Linked DNA regions of Homo sapiens: all the other regions are linked to region 3. A link is a contact called in ENCODE Hi-C or POLR2A ChIA-PET data. All regions are on one chromosome and are shown on one strand. The core of a region is the stretch at or near the end of the contact, and the rest is flanking DNA. Distances in the headings are between cores, read along the strand shown.

Region 1 (2,700 bases), core at 131-2,630, 250 kb before region 3:
AACTCTCCTAAAGAAACCAGTGAAAAAGACAGCATCCTCAAAGACTACACATTGAAGAAGCATGGAGGCAAAAACTAAGAACTTGGTAATAAATGCCTGAAGTAAAACTGGGATCTCAGCACAGACTATTTAATATAAAACAATGTCCAACTCACATGAGGAAGATGTATGCTAGAACTTAGCAGTGCTGGTGCTGGGTAAAAATTCTCCTTTAACTTTTTTTTCAGACGCAGTCTCGCTCTGTCGCCCAGGCTGGAGTGCAATGGCGCCATGTCGGCTCACTGCAATCTCTGCCTCCCAGGTTCAAGCGATTTTCCTGCCTCAGCCACCTGAGTAGCTGGGATTACAGGCACCTGCCATCATGCCCAGCTAATTTTTGTATTTTTAGTAGAGACGGGGTTTCACCATGTTGGCCAGGCTGGTCTTGAACTCCTGACCTCAGGTGATCCGTCCGCCTCGGCCTCCCAAAGTGCTGGGATTACAGGCGTAAGCCACCGCTCCCGGTCAAAAATTCTCCTTTATTCTTTGAGAGGGACATAACACTAATAATCCAGAACCTAGTGTATATCCGTTAGTTTGCTTCACCTCATCTTCTTAAAAGTCCTGTATTAAAAACCAAAACCTCTAGCTTTTATATCTGTATTGGTAGAGGACAGATTTGGGGTGAAGATTCTGGTATCCAAAATTACGTGAGCAATTTAACAAAAAGACAACAAAAACAATAAGCAATTTAATTTCAATCTCAGTAGAATTCAGAGAAAGGCAATTAACAAATGTCAGTTTTCTTTTTTTGGGGGGGTGGGGGGGGACAGGGTTTCACTTGTTGCCCAGGCTGGAGTGCAGTGGCGTGATCTTGGCTTACTACAGCCTCAAACTCCTGGACTCAAGCAATGCTCCCAGTTCAGCCTCCTGGGTAGCTGGGACTACAGGTGTGCACCATCACTCTGAGAGGAGTTAGCTAGCTTTCCTTAGGTAGACAGCAAGGGAAGGGTCCCCAAAGAGCCCCCAACCCACGGGTCAGTGCCTCATCCCCACAGAACAGAGAAAGCAGCCTGGGGATAAAAATCAAGCTGCAGGCACCGATAAGGGAAGTAGCACAGGGTGGTGGTGTGCCTGGAGACAAGCCCGCGGCTGCACAGATCCGAGAACCTCCAGCCCACTTAGATAAAAACTTGCACAAACCTCCAGCTCACTCAGATAAGGGAACAAGACCTGACATAGAAATGTCTTTGTCTTTTGTATAATCAGCAGGTTCCCGGGAAAAAGTTTCTTCTCCTTTCGTGGGCATTAATACTGTGGGCTCCGACGACTCCGATGGGCACTTTCCTTTCCTCTTTCGACTGTGAGCCCGGCCTCTAAGAATTACTTCAGCACGATTGGTCCCCGGGCCAAGCTTTCACTTCAGCTCCTGATAGGTCCCGGGCCAAGCTGAGTGGTCTCAATGAATCATCAATTCAGCTCCTGATTGGTCCCGGGCCAAGCTGAATCTAGCTTTCTCCAAGACAGCTCACAGACTAAGCAAATTCCTTCCCCTTCCCAGTCCGCAAAAACCCCCGACCCCAACCTCATAGTGGGCAACCCGTTCAGGCCCCCACTCTCCGCTGCGGAGAGCTTTTTTTTTTTTTTTTGAGACGGAATTTTGCTCTTGTTGCCCAGGCTGAAGTGCAACGGCGCGATCCTCAACTCACCGCAACGTCTGCCTCCCGGCTTCAAGCGATTCTCCTGCCTCAGCCTCCCAAGTAGCTGGGACTACAGGCGTGTGCCACCACGCCCAGTTAATTTTGTATTTTTAGTAAAGACAGGGTTTCTCCATGTTGGTCAGGCTGGTCTTGAACTCCGGACCTCGGCCTCCCAAAGTGCTGGGATTACAGGTGTGAGCCACCGAATCCAGCCGAGAGCTTTCTTGTTTTGCTTACTAAACTTTTGCTCCAACCTCACCCTTGTGTTCGTGCTCTGTGACACAAAGAACTCCGGATACTATCTCAGACAACCAAAGACTGCTACATTTTGGCGCACTGGTGAGACTACAACACCTTGCTAATTTTTGTATTTTTGTAGAAACAGGTTTTCACCGTGTTGCCCAGGCTGGTCTTGAACTCCTGACCTCAAGCAATCTGCCTTGGCCTCCCAAAGTGCTGGGATTACAGGTGTGAGCCACCACATCCAGCAGAAGGTCATTCTTCACCTATCAAAATGGCAAAGATATTTTAAAAAGAAAAGATAAAAATTGGCAAAGTTCAGGGAAATTGCTGATGTGTAAGTGATTGTGTGAAACTGTTCTGAAGGGTTACATGAAATACATATTCAAAGCCTTCAACGTGTGCCTACTATTTGACCTAAATATCTCATTTAATATTTTTCCAAAGAAAATAATTTAAGGGTCAAATGTTTTAGAGTATTTAGGATATTTACTGCAACATTGTTTATAATAGCAAAAAAGAAATACTAGAAAAAGCTTCACTGTACAGCAACAAATGGTTAAATATATAATGTATAATCTATACAATAGCATGCAGTAGGTCTCTTAACTCCACTTAACACATTCACAAAACTCCCCAGGGCGCATCCCTCCCCATTAGCCACCTCCCATCATGTCATAGGTAGATATGCAAAATGCTATATTGAAGGGCCAGGTAAATCTCAGTCAGGATGGCATTACGGCATGGAGAGACAAGTTATTATAGTACAGCACATGCTTGA
Region 2 (2,700 bases), core at 35-2,534, 210 kb before region 3:
AAAGGAACACAGGGTTATAAGAGAAAGCACCTGAACAAGACCATGGAGCTTTTGTAGAAGACCTTTCACATTGCAAGCTAAAGTCAACTGTGGCCCCTCTCATAATGACTTTCAGTCTGCCTTCAAATAGTTTAACAAAGGTTTTTTGTTTGTTTTTAAGTACTATAAACAAGACAGAACCCTTACAACTGATAACAAAGTCCCCAGGAACAGTGAGTGAGTGAGAGAGAGAGAGAGAGAGAGAGGGAGAGAGAGAGAGAGAGAGATATCCAGGACCCCCAAGAGAATTGATGGGGTTAATGTGAGTCAAAAGCACTATGAGTCACATCAGGGGGACAGGCCCACTGGCAGCGAGATAACTTCAGAAACTGGAGCAGGTGTGAGCCCCCTGGGATGCAGCCAGGCAGAAAACTTGGAAAGGGTGGCATGCTCGGGTGAAAGGGATTAGGGAGAGCTAGACACGCTCTGGAGTCTAAGGCCCTCAGGCCTTAACTGTGCCAGCTGGGAAGATTACATATACAAAAAGGCATCCTCCCTTACCCACGTGGCCCAATCAAAGCACCCAGCCTCTTATAAGGGCTTTGCGGCTCATTAAAGTTAAGTTCAAATTGGCACCAGGGTCCTAGACGCACAGTCCTAGGGTCCTGGGAGCCAAAAGGTACCCTGTAATCTCTGCCAATGTTACAACAAACTTAAGTAAGAGCCGAAGTAGGTCAAGCATTTAATCCTAAAAATGTTCTCCAAAGGAAGATGAAGGGCTAGAGGTAACATAGAACTCCAAATATTATCTTTCTGACAAGGGGCTACCCCGACGCGGCTACCAACCACACCCCGGATGAGCAAGGCCAAAGGAATTTTAGGGAACACCCAACTTCCTCCCTTAAAAGTGCTGCTTTGCTTTTAATATCAAACTCAGTGCTAGAAGTCGCCAAAGTGGGGGCGAGGTTCTCCCAACCAAAGGCCGGCGGGCTTATGTCCGGTCGGAGGTACAGTGGGCGAGCGCCCCTTATCATAGAGCCCAAATGCCCATGCGTGGCCCACTTCTTCCGCCGGGGCCAGCCCGAAGCTCTAGGGGAAGACGATGGCACCCCAGGCTACCGCCCTGCCAGCCCCTTCCACGCCCCGCCACCTACCGCAGTGCTGCCCGCCTCATTGCGCTAGGCTGCCGTGCGCGCGATGGAGAACCGGGCCCCGCGCGCTAGTCGGCGGAGGGAAACTGAGGCGATAAAAGACGCACGAGTACCAGACCGCGCCCTTGCTGAGGACAGCCCGGGAGCCGGACAGCGGTGTCCGGGGGCGGGACCGCGGCGTCCAGGGGGCGTGGCCGCGCTGTGCCGGGCGGACCCTACCCGTTCATTGGCGGGAGGCTGGAGTCCGCCTCTGCGGAGCTTCCCACTCAATCAGTTGTGCGGGTCGTGTTGCTACAGCGAGGACCGGCCTATTCTCGGTTGAGTAAACGAACCACGCAGCAACGCCAGGGCGTGACGTCGAGAAGAGGCCCGGCTCTGCCTAGTGGAGCTTGTCTCCTTTATCCTTGATCCCCGCGCCTTGGCTCCGTCTGTTCTTCCCCTTGGCTGCACATTGGAATCTCCTGGGCAACTTTCCAAAATACTGATACTTGGCCGGGCGCGGTGGCTCACGCCTGTAATTCCAGCACTTTGGAAGGCCTAGGCGGGCAGATCACCTGAGGTCAGGAGTTCAAGACCAGCCTGGCCAACATGGCGAAACCCTGTCTCTACTAAAAATTCAAAAATTAGCCAGGCGTGGTGGCAGACGCCTGTAATCCCAGCTACTCGGGGGACAGGCACGAGTATCGCTTGAACCTGGGAGGCGGAGGTTGCGGTGAGCCGAGATCGCACCACTACACTTCAGCTTGGGCGACAGAAGGAGACAATGTCTCAAAAAAAAAACAACAAAAAACTGATGCTTGAGACCCACTGGCTGGAGATTCTAGTTTAGTCCTGGGTGCGGTCTGGGCTTCGGGATGATGTCTAAAGATGCCCCCAGGTGATGCTAATGTAACCAAAGGCTAAAAACCACTGACCTAACAGGAAAAAATTGTTCCTCTCCTCTTCTCGGCCTGACCCCCAATGTTTGATATCTTGGGCGAGCTAGAGAGATTCAAGGCCAGAGAGTTTAAGATTATTTCACCCTACGATCTAATTCTCCATTTCTTTCAACGAATTATTATTGAGCTGTTTGCATTGTGCCAGGCACTATTGCAGAGGTTGGGGTTGCAAAAAGAAAAAAGGACAAAAATCCCCGCCCTTAAGGGGCTTGCCTCTTGATAAGGAAGGAAAACAAATCAACAAACAAGTTAGCAAATAACATGATCTCAAATATGGTAAAGCGGTTTAAAGGGGAAATAAGGTAACGAGTGGGGATCTTTTGAGAATATAAGCAAGTCTTGCTTTGCCTCTAAATACGGCAATTTCCTAAAAGGCAAGGGCCATATGCTTTTTCGCAATACCCCATACTTAGTAAAAATGTATTGATTTGAATTAAGCTAGCTTTCTGTTTTGAATCACTTCATGAGTTACACATGGAGCATGGTCTTCGGCTTTCTCTTTCTACTGAATTTTCCCTGCTTTTATCAATCTCACATCTGGAAGACTCCCCTTTTAGCCTACAAGGATCTCTCCTTCATTTTTGTTCACATTGTCTTTTCATTTTTGTCACATTGTTCACATTGTTCACAAG
Region 3 (2,700 bases), core at 9-2,508:
CTTCCTTTTCATAAACAGTATTTGGCTAAAGTATTTTAAGTGTGGCTTAAGTTACAATTGTTTTGTAGCTTATTTTCATAATGTACTGGTGAATGTATATACTGTTTATACAATTAATGAAGTTTTAGAAACATGAAAACTTACTTCACCTCTATTAAGTCTTTGTTTGTAAGTAAGGTGAGTTGCTCAGATTTCTGGACCAGGAAGATGTGAAAGAGTGAAGATCGTCCAAAGTCCAAAAATTTTCAACCCTGATCTATAAATTTACAGTATTATATTGGCTATGATTCATAGAAATCACATTAAGTTTAAAATATTCATGCATATTATTTTTTAAAGTTCTCCAAGAGTAAGTCATTTCCTTCTATATTTTTGGAAAAGTGAATATTCATTTCTCCCTGGTAATATTAAATTATGACAATCTTTAGCATTCAAATTAACCTGTCAAATTATATTCTTCAAAATTCTCCAACATTTGCAGAGCTATGAGAAACTTCTAAAAGGGAAAAATATCAAGATATGGTGGTTATGGACCAGAGTGAAAAAAATAAATACCAAAAATTATACAGTTCCATCATAGGCTATTAAGAAAGAATCAAATACAACCTAAGCATATTTTGGATCAATAATTATTACAGATTTCTATGAATAAAACACCTCCAGTGTTAAAAGACGTTGGATTAGCATTTCCGGAAATCTATGACTAATGCCATTATACTATCTGTCCCAGGGATTTTATTATTACATCATCTCTTGAGAAACTTTAAATATTAATCCATAGGTTATTCTCAGCATGCAACCCATTACCTTTTTTTCTCATTGAGGGTACCTTCTCATTTAGCACAAATAAATTAATGTAATTCTTTTAACATGCTAAAATAAATAGAATAAAATGACGATATTTAAGTTTGCATGAATTTAAAGTGGATAGAAATACTCTATGCAAAGACTGTACCTTGCCACTCTCCTTTTGTCTTCACAGATTATTTCTGAAGGCACAACCTCAAAGGAATATTTTTGAGAAACACACCCCCAGAAATATTCTATAATTTAAGTAATCTTGAAATAAATCACAACATTCACATTTTCCTGCTAAAATCATAGAAATCCTCCTTCGGAAGATAATTTCTCTCATGTGTTAAGGTAATTCTCCTACCCTGCTGTGACACATACTGTGTGTAAGTGGGCTGCCTTTATCCTCTCACCTTTACCACTTCCGAGCACACAGCTTGACTTCTAACTTACCAGCTCATGGACTTCTTTGTTTAGGGCATTCTCCTGTTGCTGGAGCCCACTGCCACTGGTGCTTATGCAAGCAGGCCGGAAGTGCCAGGGAATGAATGCCCCTCTGGTTGCTCTCACTCAATGCCTGAGAGAAGTTGATGTATAAATATCTCAGCTCTTTCTGCCCTGGGTGGAATAACCGAGGTGTATGTGTGTGTTTTGTACTGGTTCTCAGAATGTCCCCAGCACCAGTAAGTTCCAGGAACCCACAGCGGTAACTGACTTAGTAATACATCCTTTATTGGCTGCCTTGCCTTTCTTACTTCCCCGGTAACTTCCCCATTCTACTGTGGCGGTTTCTTTTTGGTTTGTTTTGGTTTTGCACCTTCTAAATAATTATTGTACTTAGAGTGGAATGCTTGCCTCAGGATAGGCTTCTGGGGAAAACCAGAAGACCCTGTTTCTGGTTCATTCTTTCCTCAACATTTGAATTCATTTGTCGTTTCTTGTTTTTATAGTGCAGTGAAGACAGAGAATGTCAACTTTGTTAGGAAATGGCTTTTCAGCTATTTCTGAACAGACTGCCTTCTTTGTACACTGTGTTAAGAATAGTCATTTTATTCCTTTTTTAATCCTCCAACGTATAGAAATCTACCATTGATTTTGGCTACCTGGAGAGAAAAAATGGGGTCTCTGTTGTCTTTATAGTCAAATCAAGGTTCCAGTCAGTACTGGGTGATTTCGAGGGTGTCTTTCAGTTTTAAAATTCTATGAGTTTTAGCACCAATTTTACAGAAACTATTCCAGAAAATTGAAGAGGAGGGAATATTTCCCAACTTGTATTATGAGAAGGTTAAGAATGGTGAAGACTGAATGTCTATAGTATAATTAACAGTAATTTACCAATATCAGTTTCCTGGTTTTGATATACTATGGCTATATAAGATCTCACCACTGGGGGAAACTGCGGGAAGGGCACATGGGGCACTTTGGACTATTTTTGCAACTTCGTATAAGTCTATAGTTATTTCAAAGTAAAATTTTTTTTTTTCGGAGACGGAGTCTCGCCCAGGCTGGAGCGCAGTGGCACGATCTCGGCTCACTGCAACCTCCACCTCCCAGGTTCAAGCACTTCTGCCTCAGCCTCCTGAGTAGCTGGGATGTGCCGCCACGCCCGGCTAATTTTTTGTATTTTAGTAGAGATGGGGTTTCACGGTGTTGCCCAGGCTGGTCTCAAACTCCTGAGCTCAGGCAATCCGCCTGCCTCAGCCTCCCAAAGTACTAGGATTACAGGCATGAGCCACCGCACCGGGCCTCAAAGTAAATTTTTTTTAAAATTCTGAGTTTATGTGATCATAACAGGAGAGGGAAAAGGCACGATAGGTATTGGTTTTAGATTCTTGGCTGCTGTCACTTTACAGGTGATAAAAGTATATAGACTGATAAGAGGTGCCCAAGGGCGATAAAACTATTAAG

The links. A loop is a pair of places that touch in the nucleus more often than their neighbours do. ChIA-PET counts read pairs that join two places held with the same protein, here RNA polymerase II (POLR2A). Pooled maps may share reads with other maps.
Region 1: a loop to region 3 is called in a pooled map, with 2.2 times the contacts of the local background. The contact joins two enhancer-like sites. A Hi-C loop is called at or near these places in 1 of 50 pooled maps. POLR2A ChIA-PET finds 5 or more read pairs at or near these places in 2 of 52 experiments (OCI-LY7 and activated CD8-positive, alpha-beta memory T cell).
Region 2: a pooled map shows a loop between it and region 3 (4-fold over the local background). The contact joins the promoter of ACOT9 here to the enhancer-like site in region 3. A Hi-C loop is called at or near these places in 6 of 50 pooled maps. POLR2A ChIA-PET finds 5 or more read pairs at or near these places in 4 of 52 experiments (OCI-LY7, PC-9, activated B cell and 1 more).

What each region holds. Positions count from the first base shown.
Region 1 is chrX:23,698,667-23,701,366 of GRCh38, forward strand. ACOT9 (acyl-CoA thioesterase 9) reads right to left here. Exons shown (of 16, transcript NM_001037171.2): 16 at 2,389-2,700. Among named protein-coding and RNA genes, the nearest start is that of PRDX4, 33 kb to the left of the region's middle. Within about 2 kb of position 1,381, at least 3 of the 41 ENCODE cell types and tissues checked have a DNase peak (open chromatin) inside an H3K27ac peak, as active enhancers do.
Region 2 is chrX:23,741,992-23,744,691 of GRCh38, forward strand. It overlaps ACOT9 (acyl-CoA thioesterase 9), which reads right to left and starts at 1,285. Exons shown (of 16, transcript NM_001037171.2): 1 at 1,134-1,285. The coding sequence starts at 1,153. RefSeq lists an enhancer at 815-864 and a silencer at 1,135-1,454.
Region 3 is chrX:23,951,858-23,954,557 of GRCh38, forward strand. No RefSeq gene overlaps it. Among named protein-coding and RNA genes, the nearest start is that of CXorf58, 45 kb to the left of the region's middle. RefSeq lists enhancers at 736-1,274, 1,275-1,812. Within about 2 kb of position 1,259, at least 9 of the 41 ENCODE cell types and tissues checked have a DNase peak (open chromatin) inside an H3K27ac peak, as active enhancers do; they include OCI-LY7, where a contact is called at or near this core.